Regions from separate parts of the Homo sapiens genome. Here region 1 is linked to region 2. A link is an interaction called in ENCODE POLR2A ChIA-PET data of the cell type or tissue named here. Cell type or tissue: MCF 10A. All regions are shown on one strand.

What was found. ChIA-PET counts read pairs that join two places held together with the same protein. Peaks named below come from ENCODE experiments on the same cell type or tissue, not always from the same donor. Only the 100,000 strongest peaks of a DNase experiment are listed, where the experiment ranks them.
Region 1: POLR2A ChIA-PET joins it to region 2 with 5 read pairs; 1 of 35 experiments calls an interaction of 5 or more read pairs at or near these places.

What each region holds. Positions count from the first base shown.
Region 1 is chr5:36,439,461-36,447,460 of GRCh38, reverse strand. No RefSeq gene overlaps it. Among named protein-coding and RNA genes, the nearest start is that of RANBP3L, 140 kb to the right of the region's middle. RefSeq lists an enhancer at 4,206-5,405. In MCF 10A, no CTCF peak of the experiment used is centred here; DNase peaks (open chromatin) are centred at 2,770, 4,460 and 4,940.
Region 2 is chr5:36,692,597-36,700,596 of GRCh38, reverse strand. All of the region lies in intron 1 of SLC1A3-AS1 (SLC1A3 antisense RNA 1), which reads left to right. Among named protein-coding and RNA genes, the nearest start is that of SLC1A3-AS1, 29 kb to the left of the region's middle. RefSeq lists a silencer at 4,176-4,470. In MCF 10A, CTCF peaks have their summits at 4,321 (motif pointing right) and 7,275 (motif pointing right); DNase peaks (open chromatin) are centred at 4,356 and 7,266.

The sequences.
Region 1 (8,000 bases), 250 kb after region 2:
CTGCCTGCTGGGTTCAAGCGATTCTCCTGCCTCAGCCTCCTGAGTAGCTGGGATTACAGGAGTGCACCACCATTCTCGGCTAATTTTTTATTTATTTATTTTTTATTTTATTTTATTTATTATTTTTTCTTTATTTTTGTAGAGATGAGGTTTCACTACGTTGGCCAGGCTGGTTTAGAACTCCTGACCTCCAGTGATCAGTGCCTGCCTTGGCCTCCCAAAGTGCTAGGATTACAGGTTTGAGCCATCGCACCCAGCCATATACTGTACTATTTTGATATTTGCCTTAGTCTCTTTACCTCCCTGAGTTGTAAGCTTTCTGAGTTGGAAGAATGTCTTATTTCATTTTGTTTTACCTGAAAATCATGGCACACAGTCAGCATTCATGCTCCTACTGGGAGAAATACAACTGGAATTCTGAGCTGTATTTCCTGTTTTCACCCACTCCTCTTGTACCATCTTTTCATTAACATGAAACTTTATTACCCATCAAATATTTGTTAAATATTTGATCTTTAATTTCTAAAATAAAATGCATTGAATAGACCGGGCGTGGTGGCTCACGCCTGTAATCCCAGCACTTTGGGAGGCTGAGGCGGGCGGATCACAACGTCAGGAGTTTGAGACCAGCCTGGCCAATATGGTGAAACCCCGTCTCCACTAAAAAAAAATACAAAATACAAAAATTAGCCAGGTGTGGTGGCGTGCGCCTGTAGTCCCAGCTACTTGGGAGGCTGAGACAGAAGAATCCGTCCCAGGAGGCGGAGGTTGCAGTGAGCCGAGATCACGCCACTGCACTCCAGTCTGGGCGACAGAGTGAGACTCCATCTCAAAAAAAAAAAACAAAAAAACAAAAAAAACAAAGAAACAAAAAAGAAGCATTGAATAAATGTCACTTAATCTATTAGTAAGTGTTCACACTTAATTTCTGAACATAATACAATATTTCCATTTTCTCATCAAGAGAAATACAGATTCCTGCTAGGATCATCTCGTCTTTAATGTGGCAGTCAGCAGTAGAATGACAACTCCCAGGTCTGTGGTGCAATGGAGTTGGTGACAGAAGAGGCTCAGCCGTGAATCCCACTCTCTCTGCTCCAGGCCTTCTTGGTGCGGCCAATCACAAGACAATCTGGCTTTAGGGCAAACTTAAAAGAAGTAGGTTAGAGCCACTTAAGAAAAGAAGCAGATGGAAAGACAATTTGTTCTTTTTCAAATTACTTATTGAGACATCCAAGTATAAAAGGTTCTCTGGAGAATCTCCGACAGGCCTGCGCACTGGGAGAAGACGGGGTGGAACCACAGAAGTTTGCGCCTTGCGGCGGGGAGGAGCCTGGCCCCTAGTGTTCCTGCGTGGGAACCTGGGAATTAGTCTGTGAGATGAGGGCCTGTTAACAGGAACTCCTCTCTCGCTTTGCTGTGTTGTTTCTCGTTTTCACCCGATAAATTCTGGCCCCCTCACCCTTCAAAGTATCTGCATAATCTTTCCTGCTAGTTTGACAATAACCCGGGTTTTCCTACAACAATATTATGTTGGTAATTTTAAAAATGTGCTTCAATGGACACTTGTTATTTGATCTGAATACTAAATTTCATCAGCTTTTAGCCCAATTCATGATCCCAGTTACTGATGTCTATTGAAATTGAGGGTAGAGAATGTCATTTTGGCTTGCGTAAATCTAAGAAGAAATTCCAGAACGGGGTTGGAACAAGCACCCCACACAAACAGTGCAGACATGTCCCCAGTCAGCTTCCTCTGCGGCACGGAGAAAGGGAAGAAGGCCCTCTCTGGCGCCTTGGACACAGCCATGGGAGGAATCCCTGAGGCCAGACCTCATCCGCCACAACCCTGGGGGCCTCCTGGGAGGTGACGGGACAGGCTGGTGAATATGTGGACACCATTTATTCAGCTGCTTGAGTCCTCAGGTTCTTGACTCTGAAGCCCTGTCACTTTTATGTGATGTTTCTCTTTAAAACTCATGGGTTCTCCTTGAGACCCTAAAGGGCACAGTGAGGTCTGCACACTTCCTTTTGCCCCTCCGGGGTACAGTGCTGTCTGTGACATGCAGGGGCGCACTCTTGGAGCAACATCCATTTCCCAGGCTGCTGGGCAGGATTCATGGCCAGAAAGGCTGCTGGCTTCAAAGGCCCAGAGGAGCCCCTGGAGCAGGTCAGACCCTGCAAGCGCCTCTGATGTGAACAGGCACCTGGACAAACAAAGAATGCAGGGTGGTTCTTTATTCCTGCTACACATTTTCCTGAGCAAAATGTGCCAGGACTGCCTTTTCATGCCTCACATCTTAAAGAGGTGTTTGTGTATCGGGGGCTGGGGAGGATGGTGGGTGTTGAATTAGACTCTCAGGGCTAGGTCTTTCATCTTCAGATACTCAGCAGGCCAGTACATCACGGTAGTCCCATAATCCTTTCCCTCGTCTCAGCTAACTCTGCCTGTCATGGGACATTCTCAGCCAAGGACCCATCTACTGATCTTTCACAGAACGCGTGTGTGTAGCTTTTCAGTGCTTGATTCAGTGCCTGCTCTTGTAGGAGCAAAACAAATATTTGTTGAATGAATAAATGAGCTACTTGGATCAACTGTAGAACAAAGCTATATCTTTAGAAGCGGAACCATTTCTCTCATTTTGGATCCCCACCAGAAGCAAGCTCTGAAACACGGATTTGAGTCAAAATAGTTTATTTGGGAAGTGATCCCAGGAAACACCAGTAAGAGAATGAGGAAGTGGGACGGGCAAGGGAAAGCAGCCAACAAAGAATGCCTCATTCAGCAAATCACCACTTTGGGCAACTGGGGCGTGAGCTGCAGGGCAACTCCAGGAGCCAGTGAAGAATACCTACCCCAGCACTACCCCATCCAAAGCGTTAAGGAGCCAGAGTGTGGCAACAGACTGCTTCTGGGGGGTTATCAATTCCAGCTGCTGTGTGCCCAGGCAGAGTAGGCACTGGGCACAGTGAAAACCTTCAGGCAAAGGTGTGCATTGGCAGTTGGAAGTCAGACTGGAGGTGCATAAATGATGGAGGGTGTTTGCCATGTCTCCAACACGATTCCACCAACTTTGGTTTCCATTCCCTCCATTTCTTATGTCAGTAGGAGACTGACAGAAGCTGTCAGGAGGAGACTGGGGGTTGCTGGTTCCTTCTGCCCTAGGGACAATAGTTAGTACTAGAGACTAGCTTAGCTCATAATCTCCATTATCTTGTTACTTGTTAGCTGTGGGCCCACGTGGACATGGGTTTCAGCAAATCACACACACTAATCTTGCAGTACATTCTGGTTGCCTGTGATTCTCTTGGCCTTTGTTTCCAAATCGCATTTTTGGTGTCTTAGTATGCATAGGATAGAGCCAACAATGACTGTGTTTGAGACTGAAGGGGTTGAGAAGTTTAAAGAACAATAGTGTCATAATTCAGAGTGGTTAAACTTAGTTAATGATATTGTTGTAAAACTTGTCACAAAACCTGGTGCGTTAGACCCATGAAGGACCTTAGATACCACCTCATTCAATGAGCTCATTTTACAGATGGTGAGACAGAGCAGCAGAGAGGTGAAAGGAATCGTCCAAGGTCGCACAACTGGTTAGAGTCTCCAACCCCAGGGCTGATTGCCCTCCCATGCTGCTGCTCACACTGCCCATTCGCAGGGGCTCTGGAGAACGCTCTCCGGAATGTATTGTGCAAAGTGTTAAAGAACATGGGACAAGTGCAAGATGGGAGCAAAGGATTTAAGGGGTGGAGAGGGAAATGGGGCAAGAAAACAGGAGTGTGGGAATCAGCAGCTGTTGAGCTCCTACTCTGTCAAACACCATGCTCTGTGTCTTACAGGCATTATCTTATTACTGGTCATGAAATCACTGGGAAGCAGGTGTCATCATTTTTAAAACTGTGTTTTAAAAGCTTTTCAAACTTTTTTTAAAAAAGTAATTTCTTGGCCAGGCACAGTGGCTCACACCTGTAATCCCAGCACTTTGGGATGCCAAGGCGGGTGGATCACCTGACCTCGGGAGCTCGAGACCAGCCTGGCCAACATGGTCAAACCCTGTCTCTACTAAAAATACAAAAAATTAGCCAAGCATGGTGGCAGGTACCTGTAATTCCAGCTACTTGGGAGACTGAGGCAGGAGAATCGCTTGAACCCAGGAGGCAGAGGTTGCAGTGAGCCGAGATCACACCATTGCACTCCAGCCTGGATGACAGAGTGAGACTCTGTCTCAAAAAAAAAAAAAGTAATTTCTTTAATTTTTTAGAGAAATGATCTCACCTCATTCTGAAGCTTCATTCCTACACAGAAGCAGGAAATAAAAAAACAAACAAAAACAAAGATGGAAACAACAACAACAGCAAAACCCAAAACCTGAACTTGTGAATGTAAAGTAGCTGGGTTGCCCATGGATTGACTCATGAGGCCGATAGTTTTACTTTGGCAGCAGCCCAAGACAACTTATTCACATTTCCTCTGTGCATGGATAAACACCTTCACTGGCCTCTAGTACACCAAGGCAACTCTGAAAATCTCTAGTCAGCAACATCTACTTTGAGCATCTTCTACCTCCCTGGATAGTTCAGGTCTCTAGTGACAACATTGGAGATCTGTTTAACATGAAAATACAGTTTTTGAGATAAGCATCTTTTTGAATAATTGTCATCCCAAAACACCACTAAAAGAATGAATTTATAAGATTGGGCCAAGCAGAGAGCTGGCTCTCTGCAAAACACAGGACCCGGGGAAGAGCAAGGGGGTTGGAAGCAGGGTGAGAGTGAGAGAGGGGAAAGAAAGAAACCAGTCAGCAGGCAGTTAGGGTGAGTCCTCGGTTAAATTCTTTCAAACAAACACCCTGCAGGCACAGATAAGGGAACTTGCACAGTGGGGCTTACCTAAGACATGCCCACAGACATACAGATAAGAAAGGCTACACAGGTGACTTGCCCAGACATGCCCGCAATGGAAAATTCCATCTCCTGACACATGCACAGTAAGGCGAACAAAGCAATATGGAGTAACTCAAACTAAGGGCCTGCACGTGCACTAGGAGAGAGGGGTATAGCTACCCGAAATTCGCACCTTATATAAATAAGATGCCCAGCTCTCATCAGTGTTTTATTAAAACCTTTGCATTCAATTGTAAAACAACAACCCTCTTTCAGGTCCCCTCTCGGCAGTGGAGAGCTTTCTTCTTTCACTTATTAAACTTTCGCTCCAACCTTGGTGTCTGCACTCCTTAACTTTCTTGGTCATGAGACAAAGGACTCTGGGTACTACCTCAGGCAATGAGAGACTGCAACAAGAGGGGGAAAGAAGAGGTGTGTGGTGGTTGTTCAAAACATGAGGGATTTCCAAGAAGGGCAAGCATAGCTGGGGCTGTAGCAGAATGTAGCATGAGGGCTCTGGGTACCTGAGAAGGAGCTAGGATTAGGATTGGAATCCAAAGGCACATAATATAGCCACTTCCTTTCCTAGTCTAGTGGCCTTTGGGGAGGGTATTCGCCAAGTGGGGAGAACAAATGTTGAGGCTGGTGCTGACTATCTTCAGAGCCAAAAGGTGACCTTCTTGTCCCCTCTGCACTCACTGAATCATGGGGACCACATCCCCATCTTCTGATCCCCATCCAAAGCTGGTTGTGCCAGTCACAGATCGCAGAGCCCATCAGTGCCCCAAGGGCCGAGGGGTACATTTCAGGCCTTGTGCAGCCTTCTCTGAGCTGTACTTTCCTTTGATTCTGTTGTTCTTGTTCCATCCGAGTGGGACCTCTGTTCCTATTCTGAAGGCCACTGTTAAGTCCTATTCACTCTGAATGGCTCATTTAGTTCAGTGGGGGTTTGGGTTTTTAGAAGGTTTTCTCTTTTAAATTCCTTTTTTTCCTTTTTTTTTTTTTTTTTTTTTAAGAAAAAGGGTCATAAAGAACTTTAAGATGCCATGCATGAAAAGCTCTGGATAAATGCAGCTTGTACTGGATTGTAAAATACTGTATTGTTCCAACCTTAATTCCTTGTGTGAGACTGGAATTGGTAATTTCCTGGTCCAGGGCAGAGGCTGAATACCAACAGACTGCAGACTGGAAGCAGGGGCGCTGTGGCCTGGGAGCACTTGGGGAGAATTTATGGGGAAACCAGAGGTCTCTACAAGAAATTCTCCTTTTGGCCCAGATTAATTTTCCTGACTTTTGCATTAAAGTAAAATAACATTTTTATGAAAAAGCACATCTCTGCTCTCTGCAGTGGCATTTGGGGGCTGGGGTGTGCCGCTGTCTGGGGTCACAGACCGTTATAAATCACATAAAAAGCTTCCTCAGCTCTTCTGCTCTGAAAACTCACTCTATCTGGGGTGTGAGCATGTTTGCTTAGCGGGCAGTCCTCCTTCTCTGAGCTATGGAGACTGTTTTGACCTTGAATCTCCCTCTCACCTCTCTTGATGCTTAGGTCCCAGAATCACCCAGTTTCATGCCAGCAAGACCGAGAGCCCCTCACATTCGCCACACGTGTCCCTGACTCCTCGTACCTGCCTCTATGCTTCCCTGGAATCCTCCGCTTCCCATCTGTTTCTCTGTAAAGACTGATCATACTTCCCTGCTTCCAAGCCATCTCCTCCTTAAACTATGACTACTTGCAACTTTGTTGGTCTCCCTGAGTCTCTGATCTCTATGGTACTCATAGTCATGAACACACATTTTAAACCCCTTTTTTGGTTTGAGTTTGGTGCCCAGGTTTGATTGTAAACTTCTTGAATGCCGTTCATTTCCTGTAATTTGTATCTGCCATATGTGCTTTCATATGAGCCCAGCATAAAGCCAGAGCCTCATAAATTCCCATTGGTTGGATTTCTGATTGATTGGTTGGTTGATTGATAGATACCCAGGCCCCATATGCCCAGATGTCTGAGGTAGTGCTTTGCTCATGGGGCTCCAGGAGTCAGCAGAGCTGTCCCTGACTCCTGTATTCACATGAGCTGATAATTTCACTCCCCCACCCCCACTTCATCTTAGGAGCAAGATACAGCCTCTGTTCTGGTCCCAGAAAAAAAGTTTACTCGCGCCACAGTTTTGTGAGGTTTCATAGACTTTTACTAAACATTTGCGTAGATGGTCGGGGAGCTACTTTGGCAGGGTGTAGCATCTCACCATCTTCCTTCTGTGTAACGATACACAGTCCTTGTGCATGAGGCTATGTGCTAGCAACCACCTTAAATGACTTATTAAAGTGTTTCTTCTGAACAAATACCATGCTTAGTCAAAGAATAATTGCAATAAATTCTCATTATTCTCCTGGTTTTTACAGCAGCAGTACCCAGAAGCGTTGAGTTTGCCCTCTGTGGATTCAACTACTAAAAGTGTTCATCAGAGAATGCAGCCACTAAGGGAACCTGGGGTTAAAGAGATTTCAGATATTTCCAAGCCTCCTAGTCAGTAGACGGTCACCCTGAGCCTTTTGCCCCTGTCTTAGCACTGTGGGAGACCAAGAGTGAGGTCTGGGTCCCCAGTAAACATTGCCAAAAGTGCCCCTCAAGATCTGGGCATGAAAAAGTAAACAGATCTCCCAGGCAGAGCTTGGCAGCTCAGACCCCCACCCCTCCCTGTCAGGAGCTGTTCACATGGGTGTCTGTGCATCTCTGGCCCCAGGCTGCCACTCTGCCCCAGCTTCCAGCCTCCTGCCTCATGGATATAGCAGGTTTTTAGTCATATACTTTCAGAACAGCATAGATTTCACTTTAAGGAAAAACAGACTTGGTGCTTGGGTCATTGCTGTATCCTTGCTATTACACTTGCCTGAAAGAGTCCCCCTCTCAACTTCTGCTCCCAGGCTTCCCCCTCTGGCTTGGCCTTTTGTGCCACTCTTCTGTTTTTTTTGCTCCTCAGATGTGCACACATTTTAAATAACATTCCTTCCTGAATTTGTCCCTTCATTTCCCCAGCTTCTGTGCTTGGGGACTCTCCAGCTCCCATTCTTTTTCGCGCTAATGTTCTCTTCTCCATCCTTTGTTGACATGCCA
Region 2 (8,000 bases):
TTTTTGTATTTTTTGGTAGAGACAGGGTTTCATCATGTTGGCCAGGCTATTCAAACTCCTGGGCTCCAGTGATCGGCCTGCCTCGGCTCCCAAAATGCTGGGATTACAGGCATGAACCACCATGCCTGGGCTAGCAATTATTTCTTGACTTGAATTGCTTCCTGGTTGCTCACAGAAGTCTGCTGCAACCTCTTCTCCCCAGCTTATTCCTTTTGTGCCACTTCACTCCCAATTCCCACCCTTCACTATCCATGACTCTGTCCTGAGCTCAGAGATAACTCAGTGAATAAAACCTTCCACCATGATGGCAATGTTCTGTATTCACGCTGTCCAACGTGGTAGCCACTAGCCACATGTGGATTTTGAGCCCTTGAAACATGGCTAGTGTGACTGAAGAACCGACTTTTTAGTTGCATGTTAAATATAATCAACCAATTAATTTAAGTAATTTATTTAAATAATATAGGTAAATTAATTTACATTTTAATAGCTCCTGCCATATTGGATCACATAGCTGTCCAAACATGGAAAAAACAAGCTCCTCCATCTGAAGCCCAAACTTGAGTACAGGCTTTTGCAAAATTCTGCAGAAGTATATTCTTAAGTTTACAGAAATGAAGTCTGATGGAAAGCTGTACAATTCATTTCCAAGCGTGTCGTGGCTCCCGTTTGTTCTCAAGTTCTCTTGAGCAAGTCATCATGCAGTCAGTCTGTGGACTCACGTGTAGACACCACCTGTTGTCTATAGGGTGGCAGCTCCATTAAAATAACATTCACATCTATAGGGGAACATGGGGGAGATGCCTAAGTGGTCTGTTATGGAATTGCCCTAAAATCCCTCCAAAGACATTGAGATGCTAACTAGAAAAAATTGCTTCTTTTTTCCCCCTCTTCATTTCTGTCAAATTTAATTTTCTTGTTTTCTTTTCCTGAAACTCTAGTAGCTGTCAAGAATGTATTGCTGGAAGCCAAATCTGTCATTTTGTCTTCGGCAGTTGAAGAACTTTCATTTTTCTTTCTAGGAGTAATGCATTTCTACTTAGAGAACAGCTAAGTGAAAATGTACTCCTGAAACAAGATTTTTTCTGCAGGCTTCCTTGAATTTGTCAAAAAGACAAAAATCTTACCAGCTTCACTTTGTAATAATGCCCCAAAGTTACTTGGAATCATCTTCCACCTACTTTTCTTGTCTCTATTATTTAATATGTGTAGTAGGGAAGAAGAAAATGAACACATTTACAATTTAAGGTTCTGCTTATACATGTATTGTCAAAGCTAATTGTTTTAAACAAGGTGTTTTATCTTTGATTAAAGTGATCAATGCCTATAAGTATAAAAGAAATGATAGTAGAGTTTCATGGTCTCTTTCATAACACAGTCCCATACTTAACACTTTGATGTGCTGACACTGATAATGAAGATACAAGGCCTGACTTAAGCAATAGTTAGCCTTCAAAATAGAAAGGTGAATGGTACATTCATTTCTGAAATTCCTGAGGTTTTTCCTTGCTCTACTCAGTTAGACAGAGAAGCATTAAAAAAAAAAAAAATCCCCATTGCAGAGAAGGAAACTGAGACCACCAGTCAATCAAAGGGAGGATTTTTACTTTCCCAAAACAACTGGGTATCAGCAATGTCAAATATTCAACATAACTTGTAAGCCCTCCTAGCACTACCTTCAAAGCACATAAGGCATCTCTTCAGGTCAGCCATTTGCTCCTGACACAGACCTGATGTCTACTGCTTGTGTAATTGATGTTAACAATGGATACTGAGAATTCCCCAAGAGAATTTTACTGTTTTCATTAAGTTGGTCAAGTAGAAAAGGTGAATACTATTGTCATCCCTGCCCTAACAATGTGATTAACATTTTATCTCTCTGAGTTCCTCTCCCCTCCTTACCCTTTATCCCTATCAGGGGCAGACTCATATCATGATAATGTCATTGCTACACAGCTCAAGTTCACTGTCACCCAAGAGGGTCTCCTGGAGCTTACACATGACAGGCAATGGTATTAGAGGTGAAATATACAGAAGCAATGGCATTAGAAATATACAGAATGTATAAATAAATATGCAGAAGCATTGGCATTAGAGATGAAATGTAAACTTTCCATAAACATTGTGAATGCCCGATTCAAGGAAAGTATGTTCTGTCCGAATCGGAAACACCTTTTAGCTACAGTGGTTCTGAGGAAGGTACCTCTGCGAGGATGTTAAAAAAATATGTAAAGGTGTATTTTTCATTGTCACAGCAACAAGGATGAAAAGGTGGAAAATGGGAAAGGGTGATGGGGATGGTAGAGGGGTGGGGACCTACCAGCATCTGGTGTCCAGGACTCAGGGATGTCAAATGCCTGCAATTCTCAGGGCATTCCCACCTTATGAATTGTCTCACCAAAAATGTCAGTAACACCTGTACTGGGAAAGAATGGAAGGGGAAGTGCGCAGCACTCAAATAGTTGCTAACAATGGTCATTTGAAATTCACCATTTTACATACATATATATATACAATTTAAATTTATATATATATATACTTAAATTTATTTTTTTACTCTGTGCCAGGCACTGGGGTACAATGGTTTTTTAAAAAACCCACTTTTTGCCCTAAAGAAGCATATAGTTGGTGGGAGACAGACCACATTCTGCCATGATATCAGTAACCTGGGAGGCCAAGGGGAACAAAGAGGGGTCTGGAAAGGCTTCCTGAAACACCTGCTGCCTCCACTGAAGTAGGAGTTGGAGTCAACAAGGAGGTGGGCCGAGTGGTTTGGGGTGCGAGGGGACAGTTGGGGTAGGGAGGTGATGTTTCCAGATGAGGACCAGCATGTGTAACTAAGGCCTGGAGTTATGAGAGCACAGTGCCATGGGGGGCAAGTTTGTTCTGTGGCTATTTCCTTCCAACAGAGGCGAGGACTGCAAATCAGGATGGAGAGGGAAGCAGGGGTTCAGTAATCAGAGACCCTGACACTCCGTGCAGGAATTTATACTTTATCCTGGAGCCATGAGAAGCCACTGCAGAGTTTAAATTAAGGGAATGACAAGAACCCATGTCAGGGATGGCACATTGAATTGAGAGCTCTCTTAGTGTCAGTATTATTGTCCCTTGCCTTTAGACACTGGGCAGGAAATCTGCTGAGAGTCACCTGAGAGTCATTGAGGCCTTTCTATTGACCTCTCCTTGAAGCTGCGCTACTGTGCAGCCACAAAGGCAGGACTGGCCTCACCAGCGTAGCCAGATCACTATCACTGTCATCAACCATCTGGCAAGGAAGTGCCTTCTACCAGCAGAGACTGCTCTGCCTTCGAGATCACAGGCTCATTGGGAGGCTGGAACTACATAACTCCAGCATCCCCTCCAGGAGAAGGATGGTTAAGGCCAAAGACTACAGAATCCAACTATCCAAGTTGGAATTCCAATTTCACCATTTGTTGACTTCGTGACCTCGGGCGGATCATTTAACCTCAGTTTTTTTCATCTGTAGAATGAAGATAATGATAATAATGATCTCATAGGTTTTTGTAAAGATTAGATGAGATAATATATATAAGAACCCAGCACTTAATAATCACTCAATAAGCATTAGCTATTATTACAACAGAAGGCAAAGAGTCAAATTCAGCTCAAAAGTTAAGAGTGTGCCTTCTGGAGCTACAGTGTTGGGTTTAAAAATTTAGTCCCAAGACTTGTGGCCTTGGGCAACCTGCTTAAACTCACCCCACCTCATTTTCTTCATCAGTGAAACAGAGGGAAGATGATAGTCTTGACTTCAGAGGGCTGACATAGCTCGATTTTAACAGTGTACATCTCAGAACAACACCTGGCTCATAGTAGGCACTCCATAAATATTAGCTATTATTTCAATGGAGTAAGCCAGACAAAAAATGATAGAAAGGAAGTGGGACTCAAGACTTTGAAGGAATAGAGCGTGCCTTAAATAAAATGACAGAAGGAAGAAGGGAATCAACATTTGGATGCTTAATAGGTATGTGGAACTTAACATCAAAGAAGTTGTTTTGAGAGTTAAATAAGATACCCCAATGCCCAATGTAGATTGTTTTCTTATCCCAATTTTGCAGCTGAGTCTTACAGAGTTTAGATAGTTTACCTGGGATCACGTGTTAGGCTGTGGACCCTGGCTGCATCCGACTCTAAATCCTTGATCTTTCTCTCCAGCTTGCTGAGTCCAGCTGCATGGAGAAGGTAGGTGGTCCAGGAGAGGAGGGGGACGAGGAATCAATTCTGCTGGAGTCGTCGGGGTTGGTGCCTGGTTCCCAGGTGCATACTTTTAAGTTCAAGATGCTGGGGTGCTGGCCTCTCAGTGACCACCAGATGTCAGTGCTAACAAGAGATTCCTCTACTTGGTTGTTTCCAGAGCTAGGTGCCAGGGCACGCTTATTCATTTGGCAAGCAGCACCAGCAGGTACTGTCTAAGAGAAGCTTAACTTGGTCTTGGTGCCCATCTTCACATTCATCAGTGTGGGGTGATTTTGGAAGGCTAGGTCAGAAGAACATATATTACAGAACCCAGAACTGAATTTGGAAATGTGTGGTGGTAGAACACTTGGCTCTTTAATATGAAAGTCCACAGCATCACTTCCTAAGAAACAGTTTGTATTTGGAAGATAAAAGCTCCTTGAAGGTGATCAGTTCTGGAAACAGCAAGCCAGTCAAACTCTTGAATTCAAGGGGTGGAAAAATTATTGATTGGTGATGGATTATTGATCAGAAAAAGCTTGGAACTGTGGCTTTACACTTATTAATCATGAAATGGAAGTTACTCAAGTTACAAGCCTATACACACATGCGCACAATTATAATAAAAATTTCCTGAAACAATACTTTAATACATGTGATATTTTCTGTTCTATTCTGCTCTATTCTTTCACTAAAAAATACTAATTGGGACCCTCTAAACTGACAACCTACAGTTTGAAAAACACTGGCCTAGGCCGGGTGCAGTGGCTCACGCCTCTAATCCTAGCACTTTGGGAGGCCGAGGCGGGTGGATCACGAGGTCAGGAGATCGAGACCATCCTGGCTAACACGGTGAAACCCCGTCTCTACTAAAAATACAAAAAAATTAGCCGGGCGCGGTGGCGGGCGCCTGTAGTCCCAGCTACTCGGGAGGCTGAGGCAGGAGAATGGCGTGAACCCGGGAGGCAGAGGTTGCAGTGAGCCAAGATAGTGCCACTGCACTCCAGCCTGGGCGACAGAGCAGTACTCCGTCTCAAAGAAAAAAAAAAAAAGAGAAACACTGGCCTAGGAGATATTACCACAGTATGTTTCAGATGAAGTTCTTGGTTTGCAGTGCTTGACCAGACATAATTTCCATGGTTAAAACAGTCTAAGGGGAAAAACACCTGCTTTGGATTTGGAGAGAGACTCAAATTGCGATTTTTACCTGGAGTAAGCTGCTTATTTTCTGAACCTCAACATTTTCATGTGTGAAATGAGGAGAATTCTGTCTATTCACAGGATCACTGTGAGGCACCTGCTACACAACAGCCTTCCTCCCTCCCTCCTTCCCTCCCTCCCTTTTTTCATTCCTTCCTTCCTGTCTCTCACTCTCTTTTTTAGAGACAAGGTCTCGCTTTGTGGCCCAGGTTGGAGTACAATGTCACGATCATAGCTCACTGCGGCTTCAAACTCCTTGGCTCAGGCAGTCCTCCTGCCTTGGCCTCCCGAGTTGCTGGGATTATAGGTGTGAGCCACCGTGCCCAGCCCAGGCTATATATGCCTTTCCCTTCTGTACTTGAAGGTTTTTATACTATATGTGGTAAGAGAACTTTACAATTTCACTAAAGGAGGGCATTTCTAATGTGGAAGGGGGATTAAGTTCTAAAACCAGCAACTGGGAATCTTTAAGAATAGAGTAATCCTGCTTGTGTAGTCCAGCCACATCGATGCTCAAAAGCAGCGTGCTGGATGAACTGCCTCGCAGAGGTGTGGGGAGAGGAAGATACGTCAGTTTACGGTGTTGCTTTCACTGGAATGCCTCTGTCTGACCCTCTGACCCTCTAAGCATGACTTATTTCTGGTAGGGCCCTCTTCTTGGCTTGCAGACAGCTGCCTTCTCACTGTGTCCTCACATGGCCTTTGCTTGGTGTGTGCTTGTGGAAAGAGATCTCTCTCTCTCTCCTTGTACTTGGAAAGCCACCAATCCTATTGGATTTGGACCCCATCTTTGTGACCTCATTTAACCCTAATTACCTCCTATAAGCCTCATCTCCAAATATAGTCACATTGGGGGTTAGGGCTTTGACATATGAATGTTGGTGAAGGGTGGGAGAACACAATTCAGTCCATAGCACCCTATATTACACAGATATTAAAATGTACCTCCCTGGAGGGAGGGGCTTTATCAACATTGCCCATTACAGTAGGCATCCCATAAATACCTGCTAAATAAATGAAAAGAGGAATTGTGTTTTCTCTGTACATTCTAGTGTTAATGCGGGCACATTTATGACCCCATTATAATAACACCGGAAGCAAGCACCTTTTATCAAGCACGAATATATGTCAGTGACTTCACCTTTCTTTCTGATCTAATCCTCAACAATCCTGGAAATTAGGAATGATTTTCATCATGATAGGAATCAGAGGAGGCAAGGAGAGGTTAAGAAACTTGCCCAAGGTCACACAGCTCATAGGCAAAGCCAGGATTAGCATCCTGCTCTGTCACCTCTGAGGTCTGTTTCTTTTTAGAGTCTAGACCAGTGGTTCTCAAACTTGGGTGTGCATCAGAATCCCCTGGTCAGCTTCTTAAGACAGATGGCTGGGCAGGGCAAGGTGGCATGCACCTGTAGTCCCAGCTACTTGGGAGGCTTTAGCAGGACGATCACTTGAGCCCCAGGACTTCCAGGCTGCAGTGCGCTATGATTGTGCCCGCGAATAACTACTGCACTTCAGCCAGGGCAGCACAGCAAGATCCATCTCTAAAAAACTCCCCCAAACCAAAAAACAGATTGCTGGGGTCTACCCTCTGAGTTTATGATTCAGTAGGTCTAGGGTGGTGTCTGAGAATTTGTATTTCTAAGTTCCCAGGGAATGCTGATACTGGTTGTGGGACCACACTTTGAGAATCAGTGCTGTGGCCACAGAGCATGAGTTCCTTTTTCCTTCAGCCATCGGAACTGTTTCCTGGCTCTCCAGCCTTCCTTGAGCCCCTCAGGGAGGAGTTTGCTGTAAGCGCTCCTCTTTGCACGTTGTCTGGTCCGGGCTGCTCTGGGTCATCGGGGCCTAGAGAAAGGTCTTGGCCGCAGGGTGGCAGCAGCGGCCCAGGTACAGAAAGTTTGTCCCCGCGCTCAGGACAGCTAATAAGCGCACCATCAACTGGGTTCCCACCGGGCCAGGGCCGGCTGGCTCTCCGTCCCCGCTTGGCAGGGCAGGGAGGAGGCCAGTGGGAGGGGGTCTGGCAGAAGGGGAGGTCGCTGGCACACGAAGGGGCGGTTTTGTTCTCTGGTAGACTCTGGGAGAGGAAGCTGGGTGGTCTCCTCAGAACATCGGATTGTGCCCTTCACAAAACGGCCACGCAGCGCGGGGCCGCTGGGAGAGCCCGCGGGACAAAAGGCCTCTGCGGAGGCGAGCAGGGGTTGCTGGGCCGCCCCGGGCGCAGAGGCCCGGGCCCCTCCGTGAAGAAGCCTGGCAGTGTCTCATGATGCCGGTTTCCAGGGGTGACGACCTCCGCAAAGCGTCCCCCCCGGGCAATGTAGGTCTGTGGCCTCCTCGGGGAGTTCCTTCCAGCTCACAGCAGGTCCAGATGGCACCGGGAGCCACTCTCCCTTCCTCCAGCGTCACCCCGTGCCTCTTCCTCCCTACTGAGCCAGTGTTGTTCTGAACATCTTAAGAATCTCCCTGAGTGCCAGGAACTGTGCTGAGAATCTTATATCTAGTTATTATCTATTTAATTCTCATTACACCATAATAAAGAAGGTATTATGATACCCATTTACGATAGGGAAGTTGAAGTTTAACCTATCATATGCTAAGGG